2 separate regions of the Homo sapiens genome follow, and region 2 is linked to region 1. A link is a contact called in ENCODE Hi-C or POLR2A ChIA-PET data. All regions are on one chromosome and are shown on one strand. The core of a region is the stretch at or near the end of the contact, and the rest is flanking DNA. Distances in the headings are between cores, read along the strand shown.

Region 1 (6,011 bases), core at 2,885-5,384:
TGTCACCCAGGCTGAAGTGCAGTGGCACGATCTTCACTCACTGCAACCTCCGCCTCCCGGGTTCAAGCGATTCTCCTGCCTGCCTCAGTCTCCCTAGTAGCTGGGATTACAGGTGCAAGCCACCACATCCAGCTAATATCTGTATTTTTAGTAGAGATGGGGTTTCATCATGTTGGTCAGGCTGGTCTCGAACTCCCGGTCTCAAGTGATCTGCCCATCTCAACCTCCCAAAGTACTGCGATTACAGGTGTGAGCCACTGCGCCCGCCCCACAGTGATCTTTTTCCTCTTTCCAGAATTGGCTCAGGATCCTCAATCCCACTAGGATTGAGGGAGAAGGAGGCCCTGGTTGCCCTCCTCTGGGTTTCTTTTGCTACATGTGCACCCTGGTAATAGAGCATTGACCATACTGTTCTGAGACTTAGTCATGAATTTTTCTCCCCAAATATCTGTAATTTCCTGGAGAAGAAAGAGCATGTTTTTATTTGTATTCTGTCATGAGCTGGACAGTGTTTCATAGAAAGAAATGTCCAAGTCCTGACCTTTTAACGTGATCTTACTTGTAAACAGGGTCTTTGCAGATGTATTTAATTAAAGGATCTTGGGATGAGATCATCCTGGACCTAGGGTGGACCCTAAATTCAGTAACTGGTATCCTTATAAGAGAAAGGAGAGGACTTGAGACACACAGACACACAGGGAGAAGGCCAATGGAAGGCAGATGCGGAGACTTAAGTGATGCTGCCCCAAGCCAAGGAAAACCAGAAGATGAGAGACGCAAGCATGAATTCTTCCTAAAGTCCTCAGAGAGAGCATGGCCCTGCTAATAGATTGATTTGGGGTTTGTGGCCTCCAGAACTATGAGCGAATAAATTTGTTGTTTCAAGCCACCAAGCCTGTAGTAATCTGCAGCAGCCCTAGGCACTAACACACAGTCCAAACTTCAACACGCTACCTACTACCTAGAGGCCACTCAACAAAAACTGTGCTCAACTAAGATGAAGGCAAGGTGAGGAATGAGAAAGCATCTGAACTGCAGGACAGGAATCTGGGACGTGGACTCTGATGCTACTATGAGAATTCTGGTGAGCAAGTCCCTTATCTACAGTAACTCTAACTCTTTCCCCAGTAAAATGAGGAAACTGGCCCATAAGACCCCTCTACAGGGGGCCTCATATACCTTGAACCCTCTTCAGCCAGAACAACTTTCCTCTTTTTTTTTTTTTTTTTTTGAGATGGAGTTTCATTCTTGTTACCCAGGCTGGAGCGCAATGGTGCCTTCTTGTCTCACTGCAAACTCCTTCTCCTTGGGTTCAAGCAATTCTCCTGCCTCAGCCTCCCGAGTAGCGACTAGCTGGGATTACAGGTGCACGCCACCACGCCCAGCTAATTTTCTGTATTTTTAGTAGAGATGGGGCTTTAAGCATGTTGGCCAGGCTGGTCTCGAACTCCTGACCTCAGGTGATCCACCCACTTCCACCTCTCAAAGTACTAGGATTACAGGCATGAGCCACCACAACCAGCAGAACAGCTTTAATTGATCCTTAATTGTATCTTCTTCCCATTCACTAAACAAATTTTTTTTTTCTTTTTTTTTTTGAATGGGAGTCTCACTCTGTTACATAGGCTGGAGTGCAGTGGTGCGATTTCGGCTCACTGCAATCTCCACCTCTCGGGTTCAAGTGATTCTCCTGCCTCAGCCTTCCAAGTAGCTGGAATGACAGGCATACGCCACTACGCCTGGCTAATTTTTGTATTTTTAGTAGAGACAGGGTTTCGTCAAGTTGGCCAGGCTGGTCTTGAACTCCTGACCTCAAGGGATCCACCCGCTTTGACCTCACAAAGCCCTGGGATTACAGGTGTGAGCCCACCATGCCCAACCTTAACTTTATTTTCATCTAAAAAGCTTTCAGGCAAAAAAAAAAAAAAAAAAAAAAAAAAAAACTGGATTGAAATGACATTTCATAGTTACTTATATTTTAACCAGTTTCTAAAAATTGTAGAAAAATAGTTTAATTGGTAATATGCTGAAAATCAATTTACCACCATATCCCCTATTTTTTTCTGCAACGCAAAATCAACAATTTACTAGTAGTTGACCTAATCCAGCTGAAATTGTGGACACTTTTAGGTCAGAAAAACTGGACCTAAACATGAGTCAACGTAAATGTCACTCATTGACCCAAAACCTAAATGTTTATAACATAACTGCATGATGACTAATTTTTGCAGAGTAACAAAGAAAATCTCCTCCAACATTGGGATTTTCTCCATTTGGACTGTAATTAAAGTCCCATACCGAAAATTTCCACTTCAAAGAATCTGACTAAGAAATAAATAAATATAACTGCTGCCACCACCACATGGTAACGTGTTAGTAACGGAGTCAAATAAAACAAAAACTCTTTCATCCATCTTCATGCCTCCATAAATAGACACATAGACACAATTTTCATGGTTAAACGTTTCCTAATTCAAAAAATGGAAATGAAGGTAAACAAAAGTGTTAGTAATGAAATGTATACCTGGCCTACCTGTGTATACTCCTGCTGAATTTGGGTTACATTTAAAACCATACTTTAAGTGTTTTCATAGATCATGCTGCGGTCCTTGCATTCATGTTTGTATAGTGGCTGCCTTGATTCTTTTTTTAGGAAACCAACCAAAACAACATAGAGGAACCCCGAGCCAAGGGACTCACATTTCAGTTGAACAAAATACCCATGAGAAACACTTAGACTCAAAACTTTCCAAACCAATTCATCCTTCTGAAAACAAACTCGACAGTCACTGGGGCCAACTGTTCAGCTAGAATTGGCAAAACTACGTTTGCAAAACTGAACCGTGAATCCCAGCACAAGTGAGTTACCAAAATTTTTCCTTCCAGGTGGAAACTCAATCCGAAAATCAAAAATCCCTCGAGTTGGAAGGCTCAATAAACCCACGGTTTTCAGTTCCAATGTTCCTGGCTTTTAAATATAAGCCCTCACAGACACGAAAACGGGACTGCAAGGTACATAAACAGATTGATCTGAAATGTTTCCAGCCCTTAATAACAACTCTATCTTAAAAGGTGCTCTTTAACTGTAATAAAACTAAGATAGCAAAAGGCAAAGGAAGCGTCTTGGGGTTTGGGCTCGCACACAGTCCTTGTGTTTTGCAAACTCTACCACGTAAGTGTAACTTAATTTGCAAAGAAGCAGAAGGACTGGCGCTTGCAATCAAGCATTGTGTTTTCTGGAAACCCAAGCCCAGGATGAATGAGCTTTAACTCTGTTGACTGCGTGTTTACTTGCATCCTCACGTGGCACCGCGCAGCCCAAAAGCGCTGCGCCGGGGACAGCGCGGGGAGCGCCTGAGAACCCGAAAACTTTACTTTGCAAACTAGTGGAGCTGGGAGGCAGCTCGGACGCAGATTCCCTTGCCTTTCCCTGAACTGCACCCATGCCAAGCACACGAGGTCTTTCCTAGCACCGCCCCCTGCCTACAGCTCCACACAAAGGCGCGTGGGTGCCGGCTGGACCCTGCTCCAAAGTTGAGCGGAGAGATAAGAAAGAGCCGAGCGGGAGAGGACCCAGCGTCGCGGGAGATACTCACAGGGTGACCGTGCGGTTGGGCAGAGTATCTGGGGGCAGGACCTGCGCGAGTTCCAGGCTGCTGCACACCACCTTGCCCTCGGCGGCGCCCGCCGCCCTGCCAGCCCCTCGGGGCCGCCCATCGTGCTTGCAGCCGGCGGGCAGCGCCGCGGCGCCGCCGCCGCCGCCGCCTCCCAGCAGCGCGAGCAGCGCTAACAGCGAGAGCGGCAGCAACAGCGGCGGCTGCGCGCGGCCCCGCCGGCGTCCGGGTGGCTCCATGCTGCGGGCCGGGGCCTGCGGGGCGAGCGGCGGCGCACTGGCCTAGCGGGCCGCCCCGGAGCCCGGGCGGGCAGGAGCGCGGCGCGGGCCCAGCGGCGACCGGAGCCTTATGGCGGCCGGAGGACGGGCCTTCCCCGGCGCGGACATGCTCCTTTGTCCGCTGCGGCTGCGCTGGGCCTCTAGGGAGCCGGGGGTCACGGCCGCATGGGTCCCAGCGCCGCTCTACCGCCCGGCGCGAGCACCGCCTCCTCCTCCTCCTCTGCCGCCGCCGCCGCCGCCACTGCCTCCTCCCCTGGCCAGGACCCGCGCGCGGCGGCTCCTCCCCGCCCGCCGCCGGCGGCCGCCCCCGCCCCTTCCCCTCCTCTTTCCCGGCTCTCCTGCTCTCCCCGTGTCTGCAGCTGCCCGGGACCTCGGGGAGGAGGCGCGCGCTCCCGGGACCTGCCGAGCCCGACTCCGACCCGGTGCGCGCCCGGGCCTCGGCCTCCGGGCAGGAGTTGTGGGGAGCCCGCGGGAAGGCAGTAACTCGTAGAGAGAACGGAGGAAAGTTCGAGTCCGAACGGAGGAAAGTTCGAGTCCAAACTCCACCCGCGGTGGCCACTCTCCTGCTCGTTTCCCTTCGCCGCCACCGCGCTCGCACCGCGGGCACAGGACAAAGCAGTCTTGTGCGCTCCTGGAGACTGCCCATGTGGCCCAAGGAGCCTGGCCCGGAGGATGGAGTAGGGACGAGAGTAGGGAATTTCCCTGACCAACCCTATGGGAAAAGTACCCAAAACCAAGTGTTTCGGAAGGAATCGCCTTCTCACCTCATTATGGTAGTCTTATTTGTCCCAAATACACTGGAGCCAGTAAACAGGTTCCTCTTCAATACAGTGAACAATCTGAAGCTGTTTCTGGCCTTCAGCAACAACAGCGATGGTCTCTAAAGGATGCATCTGGACCTCACTAGAAAGGCAGCCTTTTGAAAGAAATTCGACAGGCAAAGATACTTGAGATGTTCACCAGTTCGAGCAATAATGAGCAAACCCTCCAAGAAACCCCAACAGAATTGATTACTCTGACTTCCAGCCTCGCCCTAACATTTGCAAGCCCAGGGCTTACCTACCCTATGTTTAAAATTTTACAAGGACTATATCATGCTAATAAAATATATTCTGTGCTCCTGCCTTGAGAAATTACCTTCATAACAACCTGGAAGGTTTGTAAGCAGGATTCTCAGACACCTTGGAGTTTCTCCCTGAAACATGGCAGGTGGGAAAGAGTCAGATCCAAACCTTTGGCCTGTACACCTTCACCGTCTTTGCTTCCTGTGCCCAGCTATCTTCAAGGACAAGAGGGGATTTTTTGTACCTGTGTGTGAACACCGCAGCCCACAAAACCAAGTTCTGTTCACACTTTCTAACAGCCACCCTCTGTCTGCGTCTGGATCTCAGGTGTGCCTATACCAGTTGTTGGGTCCTTCATTGGGAGGACAGTTCTCAGAAGAAGCTAGCTCAGGGCCAAGAAGTGGCTTTGGTAATACCAGTCAGGGAATTCCAGGGTCCTGGGTCTTGGGGACATAGTGGGTACCCAGGCTTTGGGTGCTGGCCTGGAGATTTTTCACCCCATAAGAAGAGTCAGGTTGGTGTCCTCTAAAATGGAGGGCCTAGAACACGGTTTTTCTTGCTTGGGTCTAAGGACACTACTGCCTCTGGCCCCTACAAAATTTATCTTAGGGACCAATTTGCAGGAATCTGTTTATCTGGCTAGAGCTTTCTCAATGGGAAGTAAATAAATGGTCTCCATTTATCATTTATCAGTGTTGTATTAAATTTGAATAGCAGTTCATTTGACCAACCCAACCATGTCCAGTGCTGTCTAATAATACATTCTGTGATTGTATAGCTGTTCTAGTTCTTTGCTGTCTAATATGGTGGCCAACTGTGGCTACATAGTGTGTGGAATGTAGATAGTGTGCAATAAGAATTAAATTTTTCATTTCATTTTAATTAATTTACATTTGAATTTAAATGCCCAGTGGCTACCCTGTTGGTGTTGAACAACATAAGCCCAGACACTATGATGGGAAGAAAAAGTGGGAGATTATCTGCACCATTAAGTGACTTCGGATCTATAAATAACCTTAGCAGGCACACTGGTGCCTCTGTGTTAAGGTGGGTGA
Region 2 (5,837 bases), core at 1,957-4,456, 2.6 Mb after region 1:
GGAGTCTACTTCCTCTCCACTTGAATCTGGGCTGAATTTAGTAACTTGCTTGGCCAGGAAGAATCTAGCAGAAGTAACTGTGTGAAATTTTCATGCTAGGCAAACCTTCAGATGACTAAACTCTCAGCCAGTATCTGACTGCAACTACATGACAGACCCAAAGCAATACTCACCCTGCTGAGCCCAGTTAATCCAAAAAGCTATGAGAGGTAACAATAAATGTTTTAAGCCACTTAATTTTAGGGTGGTTTGTTCTGTAGCAATAGAAAACTAGAATACATGAAATATTAAATTATCTTTTTTTTTTTTTTTTTCGTTTTGAGACGGAGTCTCGCTCTGTCGCCCAGGCTGGAGTGCAGTGGCGCGATCTCGGCTCATTGCAAGCTCCACCTCCCAGGTTCCCGCCATTCTCCTGCCTCAGCCTCCCGTGTAGCTGGGACTACAGGCGCCCGCCACCACGCCCGGCTAATTTTTTTGTATTTTTAGTAGAGACGGGGTTTCACCATGTTAGCCAGGATGGTGTGGATCTCCTGACCTCGTGATCCGCCCGCCTTGGCCTCCCAAAGTGCTGAGATTACCGGCGTGAGCCACCGTGCCCGGCCAAATTATCTTTTTTCTTTACTTTTCCCCTAATTCCACACTGGGCTAAGTTCCAATGATGGTTCAAATATTGCCTTAATTTTAAAAGAACTATATGCTCCTAGAAAATCAGTGTGCAAATCTCATTTTAAATTAGACAATATTATACATTGTTTAAAGATACCTCTCAATACTCTTTAAAATAAAAAACCCTTTCGTAATTTGAGTAATTTCTAATTGACAGTCAAATATATCAGAAATTCGGTATAGGAGGATTATCGAAGAATACTAGTGCTGTACTTCCTCACCACTGAAATCTCATGTACAAAACATTTCTTACATATATTATCAACCATGTTATCAGCAAACTGTTAACTGAAATTTTCATCCAAGTTAGGCATTATCATCAGTTTTGACTGCAGTGGTTTTTACTGAAATACAAATTCTACGATGCCCAGGAAATTTTCATTATAATGTAAAAGCATGGAAGACAGGAGTTTCATTTAAAAGAGTTTACACTTCACAGAAAGGTTAGTGGACAGAGCAATGAGTGATCATATTAACTACCAATTAACTACCAATTAAATCGTTATCAGAATTGATGAAAAGCTTTCTGCAATAATGCAAAAGAAAAAGGTCACTTAATAATCTAATACACCTTTCCCTGTATCTATTGCAACAGAGGTATTTATAAAATGAGATTCAGTTTAAACACAGTTTAAAACAAAATTTAAAGTTGATAACTATAAATCATTCAAAAAAAAAAAACACTACAAATGTTAGAAAAGAAATATGGAAAGCTATAAACAACCTTAATGGATTTTGAACTCTTACAACCAGATATGTTTATTAGGGTAACCGTTCCTAAGAAAACGTATAGCCTGTGTTAGTCACCCAGAACCTGACAGGGTAACCCCCACTTAGTTTTTACTCTATTGTCTTTGAAAAGCACCTGCTGAGATAAAATTGTTTCCATCTCCCTGTTGCATTTGGCTTACATATCCATTAGAGCAGGGAAGAAGTGGTTTACAAACTGACATTTGATAATCTAATAAGATAAATACTGCTGCCATTATTTTGAACCAAAAATAAATAAACGATGTATCTCCTGTACTACTTAAAAAAAGATACCTGTAATGACGACGAGCAACCAGTGCGGATGCCACTCTCCCTTCCCTTTCTCCCACACCACAATTGCCTAAGAAATTGTTGCTGTCCATGATTGCAAGTTCATGTAAAAAGAGTTCAAGTGTACTTTCATCCCAGCCATTCTCTGGACACTTGCCCTTAAAAAAAAAAAAAAACTTATGATTATATTTAATAAAACTACCGTTCTCTAGAATACTACAGGAATACAGTTTTTCTTTTTAACGTGTATTTTGCCACGCTGCTTGTTTTCTAAAATTCAAGCATAAATTCACCACTGTATAGAGACCGCAAAGAGGCAAAACGTTTGTACATTTGATTACAATTATTTACAGATTTCGAGAAGTGATGATAAATGCATACAATGAGGTTTACTGAGATATTTAAATTTCCGTAAGTGAAACTAACTGAAAACCAATACAACACATCCCCAGTGAAGATGCTTCAAACCAGGGCGTTACGACTGGGGCGGTGGGACGTGGAGAAGGGCGGTAGTTGTCAAACTTCAGTGAAATTTTGGCCACGCGCTGTAGCTCACTCACGCCTGTAATCCGAGCACTTTGGAAGGCCAAGAATGGCCGATCACTTGAAGTCAGGAGTTTGAGATCAGCCTGGCCAACATGGTGAAACCCCATCTCTACTAAAAATACAAACATTAACCGGGTGTGGTGGCGGGCGCCTGTAGTCCCAGCTACTCGGGAGGCTGAGGCAGGCGAATGGCGTGAACCCGGGAGGCGGAGGCTGCAGTGAGCCGAGATCGTCACACTGCATTCCAGCCTGGGCGAAAGAGCGAGACTCTGTTTCAAAAAAACAAAACACAACAAAACTTTTAATGAAATTAAAATACATGAACGCTGGCAGGAGGGAGACCTGTGAAGTTCCGCGGAAAGCTCGTGGTTCGAGTTAGCATACAGTCTACAAACACCATTATGTGTTCTGAGTCGTTGAGGGTTGGTGAAAGATGGAGGTGCGAACTTTGCCCTTTCCGCGAATAAAAAAGTACACTGGGACTTTCCCTCACTTCCGCATCCCGAAGTTAGAAACAGCGGGACTCAAAACCCCGACCCCAACACCCCCTCCTAACAACACCATTTGGCTTTCACTGGCTTTGGCAAGGCTGAGAAGGCACAGACCGCAGTCGGTCAGCTAGGGCAAGCCAAGCTGAGACAGACTTGGGACTAGTCTCAAGCAGCGAAGAGCTGCCGGTGAGGCAGCACCAGCGGGGACGCCCGGCGGAGCCAGAGCCCCGGGGTCGCGGCGGCTGGGGAGGGGACCGACAGCTCGGTACCTTCTCCAGAAGCAGCCGTATGAGGTGCTCATGCGAGCGGCGGGCCTCACAGCCCTGCCGCACGTAAGCCGGCGACACCAGCCGCTCTCCCGCCGCGAAGCTCTCGCGGTTCATGACAGCGGTGGCGACAGTGGCGAATAAGCGGGAGCACTAGCTCCACACGCCAGACACACGACGGAACCAGAATGCAACTCGCCGCCTGGACGGTACGGCAGCGCCTTGGGACAAAAAACAAAACAAAACAAAACAAAACAAAAAAAACACTTCTCGTTCGTGCACATGCGCAGACCTTCTCAGATGGCGCTCCAGGAGGAAGTTGGCGTATTTGAGCATGCGCGAGGGAGTCCGCGCTTTTCGCTGACTTTTGGCAAAGGAAGGACTGAAATTAGCCCCGCCCCGCTGCGGCTGATTCGTCTAGTTAAACCCTGGTGTTCCTGACACAAACTTCAGGAAAGGATTTTGCACTTGTGCAGACCGGGCGAGCAGAGTAAGAAGCAGGTACGTGGGTTTTTCCAAGTTCTGTGTTTCAGTCCTGTTGGATGGTTGAGATCTGTGCAGGGTCTGTGCTTCCGCCTTATTCAAACTGTCAGATGCCAGAACCTTCGATCTTTACTTTGATACATTTCCACACTTATTACTGCCTCACAACCCCATAGGAAATAGCAGTGCCCCACTCATTTTCCCCTTGACACTACTGTTTAGCCATAGCACTTACTACTCACCACGTGACATGCCAGACGTTTGTTTATACACACACACACACACACCCATACCCATGAATGTAAACTCTCTAACCTAACGGCAGGACCTCGGTTTTTGCTGCGGTGCCCCCTTCCCCCGGGCACCTAAAACAGTGCCCAGAATAAAGTAGGGCCTAAAAAAAAAGTTGATATTGAATTAATGAATTAGTTTGACCATTCTGAAACTATCCCCAAGAACATTTTGTAAAATTGATTAAGGAGGGGAAAAAAATCCAACTAGGCTTACAGCTGCTGTTATTAAGCCAGCTTGCAGTGTGGCCGACTTTCTTGTAGCTGGTTGCTACTTACTACCCCAGGAGAATGTGGCCCTTGTCACAAGACTCTTCATTCTTTTTCTGCTCTGAAGATAAAATCTAAGACATTATGAGAAGATAAGCTTTCTGTTTGCATTGCTTCTTTAGGTCCCGCATACCAACAAAACTAAGGACGCCAACTTGTCTGGAAGGCCCAATAAAAAGCTGATTCATGGAGGAATGCAATTGTCACATCCTAATGATTTCATCTCCCTTACCCCAACGAATCGATAACCCCAAATTTTCCAGCCCCTCACCCTCCACAAATCCCCTTAAAAAACTTTGCCTAGAACCCCTTGATGAAATGGATTGAAGCTTGAGAACTCTTCCTGTTTCCTGGCTTGTAACTTGTGATTATTAAAACTTTCTCTGCTGCAAGCCTGCTGTCGGAATACTGGTCTGTTTCTGCACAGCCGGCATAGGAACCTGGCAGTGCTGTAACAGTTCAACAACTTAGAGGTTCACTGCTGGAGATCCCTGCCTCCAGTTTCCTTACAATCTTCATCTTATGTGAGCCTACAGTAATTCCTGACATTGCTTTCACCTGGTGGTTTGTCCATTTGCACTGAGTCACACCCACTTGCAAGAGCTGATTGTTAAATGTTCAGTAATTTTGTGAGCTAGTTTTCAAATACAGCCACTCAAAAATTATATTACAAGCAAAAGTAAAAATACTCAAAATTTGTCACTTCCTAATTATTTTACATTTTACTATTATCTATGCTCTTCAGGTTATTTACATGCATTTTATCTATATGGTGGAAATTCAATGTAATGTTATACTACTGCACATCTTCCAACTCCTCTTTTGATGATGTCACGTTGGCCATGGTGGGAGCATTTACACCATGGAAATCAGTAAACACCGCTAATCAGGCCCTTACACTCCAACCCACTCCCCTAGAAGTCAGTTGTTCAACATGTACCAGCTCATCACTGTTTCTACTGCATGTTCCCATGGCATCCAGCTATTAATATAAATCAGTCTATTTATGGTATTTGTTGAATTGCATTTCAATTGTTAATTTTCTGTCTCAACTAGACTGTGAACTCCTGGTTCACAAGGGCTATACCAATATCTGTGTTCAAAGCACAGCACTAAATACATAATAGCTGTTTGATAAATATTTGTTGAATGACATAGAGCATTTAACTACTTTAAACAGAAAGGTAAACCACAAAACAACAAGAATTTAGCATACTTTCTAAAATGAGTATTTTTCAAACTTTTGGAAAGTTGTGTTCCTATTCTCAAAATGCAACTATTTTTGCAACTTCTTCTTTGGAAAAGCCTTCAAAGCTGCTTTGTCAATCACATGCAAAATGTGCAAAAATCCCAAAATTAATGTCATTACTGAATGGACACGCCAGGTTTTTGAGCCAGCTTCTTCTCTTACCTTATTCACCACCTTACTTCAGAAAAATGTTTGTCTGTTTCCAAAAAGTTAGTCATTGTCAAGATATGCATTCATTAAAGGTATTCAAAAGATACCAGCTTTGGAAGCAATTTCAAGAGAAGTATTCTAAAATTACTTTCATCCATTCACTCACCCAACAAGTATTTATCCATATGCCCATTTTACAGATCAGGAAAGCAAAGCTCAAGAAGTTTGAGTAATGTATTTAAGGTTATACAATGAGTGACACTAGCAGAATTTAAACCTGTGTGTTCTGGACCTATTTTAAATGATGCTATCTATTAAAAATAGTATGTAATTATTATTTTAAAATAGTAGTTTGTAACTACTATTTTAAAATAGTATGTAATTA

Evidence for each region. Hi-C counts contacts between places; a loop is a spot of excess contacts on that map. ChIA-PET counts read pairs that join two places held with the same protein, here RNA polymerase II (POLR2A). Pooled maps may share reads with other maps.
Region 2: a loop to region 1 is called in a pooled map, with 9 times the contacts of the local background. The contact joins the promoter of SEPSECS here to the promoter of ADGRA3 in region 1. A Hi-C loop is called at or near these places in 6 of 50 pooled maps. POLR2A ChIA-PET finds 5 or more read pairs at or near these places in 2 of 52 experiments (A549 and common myeloid progenitor, CD34-positive).

What each region holds. Positions count from the first base shown.
Region 1 is chr4:22,511,932-22,517,942 of GRCh38, forward strand. It overlaps ADGRA3 (adhesion G protein-coupled receptor A3), which reads right to left and starts at 4,135. Exons shown (of 19, transcript NM_145290.4): 1 at 3,597-4,135. The coding sequence starts at 3,853. It overlaps MIR12115 (microRNA 12115), which reads left to right and starts at 3,381; the gene lies at 3,381-3,454.
Region 2 is chr4:25,157,243-25,163,079 of GRCh38, forward strand. SEPSECS (Sep (O-phosphoserine) tRNA:Sec (selenocysteine) tRNA synthase) reads right to left here and starts at 3,207. Exons shown (of 11, transcript NM_016955.4): 1 at 3,014-3,207; 2 at 1,711-1,865. The coding sequence starts at 3,127. SEPSECS-DT (SEPSECS divergent transcript) reads left to right here and starts at 3,430. Exons shown (of 2, transcript NR_037934.1): 1 at 3,430-3,511. RefSeq lists a silencer at 2,891-3,060 and an enhancer at 3,171-3,470.